Linked DNA regions of Homo sapiens: region 2 is linked to region 1. A link is a loop called in an ENCODE intact Hi-C map of the cell type or tissue named here. Cell type or tissue: Caco-2. All regions are shown on one strand. Each heading gives the region's core, and the rest is flanking DNA. Links, peaks and the distances in the headings are about the cores only.

Region 1 (2,924 bases), core at 319-2,818:
CCTCACTGCCATTTTGAGCATTATGTTTAACTGATATCCTTGATCTAGCAACTCTGCTCCTACCAAAAAAAAAAAAACGGAAGCAGAATTGAAAAGCTCAATTGCCTGCCATCTGTGTATATGTACAGCCCTTGTGTCTCCAGCCACAGTTGGTTACTGAGACTAGCTCAGAACTGAGCAGGCTCAGAGCTACATTAAGCCTCTGTTCCTCCAAGTCCATTTGAGATTTTTAATTTCAAATCAGAAAAACAGTGCCTACATCAGTGTTTCTCAGGGTGTAATCTAAGAATTTTGTGGATACCTCTCGCTCCAAAGCCCCCTTAGGAATTCTTGAGTTTAGAAGATATTTTTGGACAAGGTATAGTGAACCAAAGCTGGAACCTAGAAATAGATGTCCTATGAGAAAGAAAGCTTATCAGTTCTAATTTAAAAGTTAGAAGTCCTTTCTTTAGTACATGATTGAGAGTTAAAACCAATACTGGAAAAAGAAATGAAAAAAGCGACCAGATTTATGCAGATAAATTTGCATAGGCAGTTAAAAATAAAATAAATATTTTAAATAAAGTAAAATAAGCAACACCATATATACCTGATGAGAAGCATCCCCTAAAATATCACTGACATGTTTTATCTGAATTTATAGCCAAGAGATGGACACAGGAAGACTGCTGTAGCTCACAAATGAATTCTCTCTTTCCTCTCTGCCTCCCATCTCCTTCTCCTACTTTGTATTAAAGCTTTTCTTATGCAAAAGATCCAGGACATAGAAGAAAACAGAAAATTTCATTAACAAATTTTCTAAAATAAAACAAAATACAACCTTAAAGGCCATTGGGACACTAAGTAACATCCTGAGCTGTATATATGCAAGATTATGGGTTAGAGCCCACAGAGAAAAGTCACAAGAGACCAGAATGGAAGAATGATTTCTGGAGAGTCTCATGAAATATAACTCTCCCTTTATATGGAGGAAAATTGTTTCTATTGAATCTATGATTTCTAGCAAACCCCACACAGAATTGTGCATTGGTATTCCACAATTAAAACCAATTTTAATTACTTGAAGCTAGATATATAGAGCCTCTCAAAATGTTCCTTGTAAAAGAAAATTTTTCCCTTGACATAGAAAAAAAAATGGAGAAAACTGACATATTTTCATGTCCCTTTTAGATCTAAAATTATTTTTGGGGTTTAGTAGAAGAAATATATTAAACCCATCACGATTTGCTCATCATAGAGCCCTGGATCTAGTACATAAAGAGATGTGACTGTTACAGGAACAATTCGAGTTGAGGAGGCATTGATTTTTCTCACATTTGGGCTTGAATAACCAAAGAAATTCCTTCATGTCCCCCTATAACCACCTGTTCACATCTCAGTTATTTGTCAGCTGATGTTGTAATTTTCTGTTACTCATCTATATTTCCCACGACATTCTTAGCAAAGGCAAGGGCTGTATCTCATTTATGATCTTGGAGGGCCTAGGAGAATGCTTGGCCCTCAAATATTCAATAAATTGAGTAGGCACTTAATAAATGGCATAGAAACAGAAGCATAAAAGTGACCAGACGAACCCATTGCAACACCCGTTCCAAGCTCTGAAATGCTACTATTTTTACCTGTTTTTCTGGATTCGCAAAAGGCTAAGTGTAAATCCCAAAGAAAGTCTGGGTCCGAAATTTCAGAAAATATGGCCAAGTAAGAATTAGAACTGTGGAAGGGGTTCTAGAAACACTGGGTGAAATGAATGTATCCTCAATGGTATTTTTTTGCTTTTTTTCTTTGCTAGTTTATTTCATCAAAAAGATCGGAAGCCTAAAAACAGCATTGTTAGGGAACTGGCAGCTCAAGACAAAGAAGCCGAACCAGAAGAGGGCACTCTTACCACAGAGATTTACAGCTAATGGTTTTTTTTTTTTTTTTTTTTTAATGTTTGCCCCTCAGCAGGGCCAACAGAGAAAGCAGGACATTCTTTCCTAAGGAGCTCATAACTCTCCCAGCCAAGCAAGAAGGAAAAGGCAAAACACCAAGGGTGAAAACTTAGCAGAGAATGCCAAAGGCAATGACCGTGCTCTCTGACCATCACACGCTGGAGGCAGAGCTTTATATGGTTCTCAAAGGATTGTTTACCTCCTCCTCACTAAACCTTAAAAAAAAATGTATTCCAAAAACGAATTACACCAAGCCAACCCACATTACTCAGTCTACGAAGCCAACCCACATTCTGGCCTGTACTGCCTTTCAACTCTTCCTATTTCCACTTGCTGGAATAAATCATTTCACTCTAGGGCCAAAACAGGTTTGATTTCATCTGTCAGAGGCCTGTAACATTAAGCGGCAGTGTGGTGCTTGTTAGAGGAGGAGCACTTGTATTCTCCCGGATCCCCTGTGGAACCGCCTGGGCTTCTGAGCTAGGGAAGCAGATAAACCCTGTCCCTGCCTTCACCCTTCTTTGGGGACAGTTATAGGCTGACGGTCTGAACTTTGGGAGAGACAGGACTTCGGTTATCCCTCTCCACTGAGGGCTGCCACCGCACACAATTGATCCAGAGATTGGGAGATGGGTAATCCATCTCATCCTGTCCCTAAAGCCCTGTCTTCCGCAGTCAGCTCTGTTTGAGGACTTCATTTGTGTACTGGTCCAAAATGTGCCCTTCTCCTAGCCTGTGTATGACTAGGAGACTACTTCAACTTCCTTGCCCACAATTCTTCTCATTGCTTACTCTAGCCAGACCGGCCTCTATGTTGTTCTTTGAACACAATTGTGTTCTTGCCTCAGGGCCTTTGCACTTTGATTGTCCCTCTATCTAGAATTATATTCTCTCAGATACCACATGGTTCACCCTCTCGCTTTCATTCAGGGTTATGCCCGAATGTCATGCCTTCCCTGAGCACGCACATCTACACTAGCACCCACAGTATTA
Region 2 (2,924 bases), core at 214-2,713, 440 kb after region 1:
TCCTGTATTTGGCAAAACCACTTTTTATGTGGGATTGCGCTTTTTCATTAGGATGCACCTAAGGCCAAGTTGTTTTCCTTTTGGTAAAGCTCACAGCTGTGGGTGGCCAATGCCTGGGTATAATCATTCATTAGGAATTATGAATTTTCTCATTCTGTTTTAATTTATTAGCTGGATTACTTTTTATGAAAGGAAACTTCTCCTTGTCTATTATTTGATGACCTGGAGACTCAGTTTGCATTAAAAAGTTAGAATAGGGCCGGGTGCCCTGTAATCCCAGCACTTTGGGAGGCCAAGGTGGGCAGATCACCTGAGGTCGGGAGTTTGAGACCAGCCTGACCAACATGGAGAAACCTTGTGTCTACTAAAAATACAAAATTAGCCGGGAGTGGTGGTGCATGCCTGTAATCCCAGCTACTTGGGAGGCTGAGGCAGGAGAATTGCTTTAACCCGGGAGGAGGAGGTTGCAGTGAGCCGAGATCGCACCATTGCACTCCAGCCTAGGCAACAAGAGCAAAACTCTGTCTCAAAAAAAAAAAAAAAAGTTACAATAAATGCTAGATTCTTTGCCTGGATTTACCAATTTTTAAAATAATTTGTTAGTTCCCCATCATCTACCCAGTATGACCAATTAATTTTCATTTTGTTTAACATTAGTATGAACTTTATGCATTCATAATGTATTTCATCATAGCCATTGCAGTTATTATCTTTATTGATGCTTAAGTTGCTCTGTCTTTGGTCAGTAGAAGCCTCTTCAAGTTAGTTCATGAGTCCTTTTGCCATGGCCCTAGTCATCTTCGTACCTTTCTTGCTATGTGGTATTAATAAGAGGTGCCAGGCTCATCTTGTACATTTCCTGCCCGAGACCTGCACTCAGTCATTTCTCTAAGAAGTCCTGGTTCTTTTTGAATAGTATTTCAAAACCATCATATAGGCTCAAGGAGGAGTGCCCCGTAATTTTTTTAACTTTTATTTGAAATTTTATCATGTATATTTATTATTTTATTTATTCCACACAAATTATACATAAGTACACAGGTGAAAAAAAAGTCAAAGTAAAAAATTTTCCCACGCCTTTCCCATGCTACTTCCTCTGCCAGAGATAACTATAGTTAGCAATTTGTTGTGAATTCTTCTAGAGTTTTTCTTAGATAGTATTGTTACCTAAATAAGACTAAGGCACTTAAGATTCCAGATTATATTTTAATCTATTTGGAATATTCAAAGAAACAGAAGTCTGAGAGAAAAATATAATGGACTGCAATTTAAATCTTCTTTGGGATCAACAGCCAGAGCCTCCGCATTGCCAACTCCAGGGGGTGCTGTGTACATTCAGGTCTCTGTGACTGATGTCCCCTGGCGTTTGCAACACAGCAAACCTGCTAACAAACCAATAGTACAATGAGCAAGGGGTATGAACACACAGAAAAGAAGATGGTTCATAAATATATGAAAAGATGTTCAAATTTGCTTTTGACAAGAGAGTGCAAAATAAAACCACCAAAATATTATTTTTCATCTCTCGGATTGGCAAGGATTAAAATGCTTGTTAACATACCCTTATTCAGTGTTGGTAGAACGACTGCATTTTCAGCAGTTTGGCAATATGTATTCAATTATAAATTTATTTGCAGTTGCTAATTTAAAACACTTCTAAAAATATACCCTACACATACACTTGAGTGTTTGGGAAATGATGTATGTATAAGGCAGGGTTTCTTAACTCTAAGTAAAATTTGTCATTTCCTTTAATTATGAAAGCAAGCAGGAAACCATGATAGTATCAGCCTATGCCTTTGTTACCAATAAAATCACAGATATTTTACATCACATTACAATTGTTGCAGATATTTTGAAACAGCATTTATGCTCACTCATATTTTGAAATTACAAGAATTTGATCCACTGCTAGATCTTATTAAGTTTTAATAAATAAGTACATATATTTCTAAATAAATGTTTATATAAAGAATATTTTGATACCTATATATCAGCATAATTGGTTTCCTTTTAATCCTGAGAATTTTGCATGCACTTGAAAATATTTTATTAAGAAGAAATTAATAGGCTTCACCAGACTGCCAAAGGGGTTCATGACACAAAATAAATTAAAAATTTACAGCATCGTGTATATAATAGCAAATGATCAAAGCAACCAAAAGTGGAAACTGACCAAAAACCATTTGTACCTTGCTATAGTGAATACTCTGCAGCTGAAAAAAAAAAGGAATGAAGAATCTGCCTAATAAAATGAAACAATATCCAAGATATTTTACAGAGAGTAAAGCAGGATACAAAATAATTTATGTAGCAAGCTGCTACTTGTTTAAAAAAAATGAAAGAGAGAGTGAATATATACAAATGTCTGTTTGCTTGTATGTGCATAAAATAGCTCTGGAGGACACACAGTAAACTGATAATATTGGTGGCTTCTGGGGATGAGAACTGGGTGGTTTGGGGCTGGAGTGTTATGGAGACTTTTTCCTGATAAAACCTACAGGACCTTTAAAAATTTTGAACCTTGCAAAAGTATAATCTATTCAAAAATTAAATTTAAAAAAGGGAACACTTAAGAACTCCTTACTGGAGTCTGTACAGGAGATTCATACATAGCCCCAAGGCAACACCTGGTCGAGTCCTGTCTCTCCTCCTCTGTGGAGCCTCAGCCTGCTCTGCAGCAAGCCTTGTAGCTTCTATGCCCTCAATCTCCTATTCTGAACCCCCAATCATAACTTTCTCTCTAAGGCTTCTTTGGCTCTTGCCTTTTCCAACACCTTTAGCATTTTCTCATTAGCCTAGTCTAATGCAGAACAAGCGCACTCCAGCCCTGTCTCTCTATTTTTGCTGCACACAAATTGTTACAAGTCAACTAGGCATTGGTGGAACTGTTCTTAATGGGCAATGAAGTATGTGAATATTCA

What was found. Peaks named below come from ENCODE experiments on the same cell type or tissue, not always from the same donor. Only the 100,000 strongest peaks of a DNase experiment are listed, where the experiment ranks them.
Region 2: it touches region 1 in a loop (4-fold over the local background); 2 of 110 quality-filtered maps call a loop at or near these places.

Annotation. Positions count from the first base shown.
Region 1 is chr3:148,953,793-148,956,716 of GRCh38, forward strand. It overlaps LOC107986045 (a long non-coding RNA gene), which reads left to right. Exons shown (of 3, transcript XR_001740565.2): 3 at 1,790-2,296. Among named protein-coding and RNA genes, the nearest start is that of GYG1, 36 kb to the right of the region's middle. In Caco-2, for the core only: a CTCF peak has its summit at 1,856 (motif pointing right); a DNase peak (open chromatin) is centred at 1,889.
Region 2 is chr3:149,392,220-149,395,143 of GRCh38, forward strand. LOC105374151 (a long non-coding RNA gene) reads right to left here. Exons shown (of 3, transcript XR_924574.3): 3 at 1,193-1,382. Among named protein-coding and RNA genes, the nearest start is that of TM4SF1-AS1, 16 kb to the left of the region's middle. In Caco-2, for the core only: a CTCF peak has its summit at 1,338 (motif pointing right); a DNase peak (open chromatin) is centred at 1,342.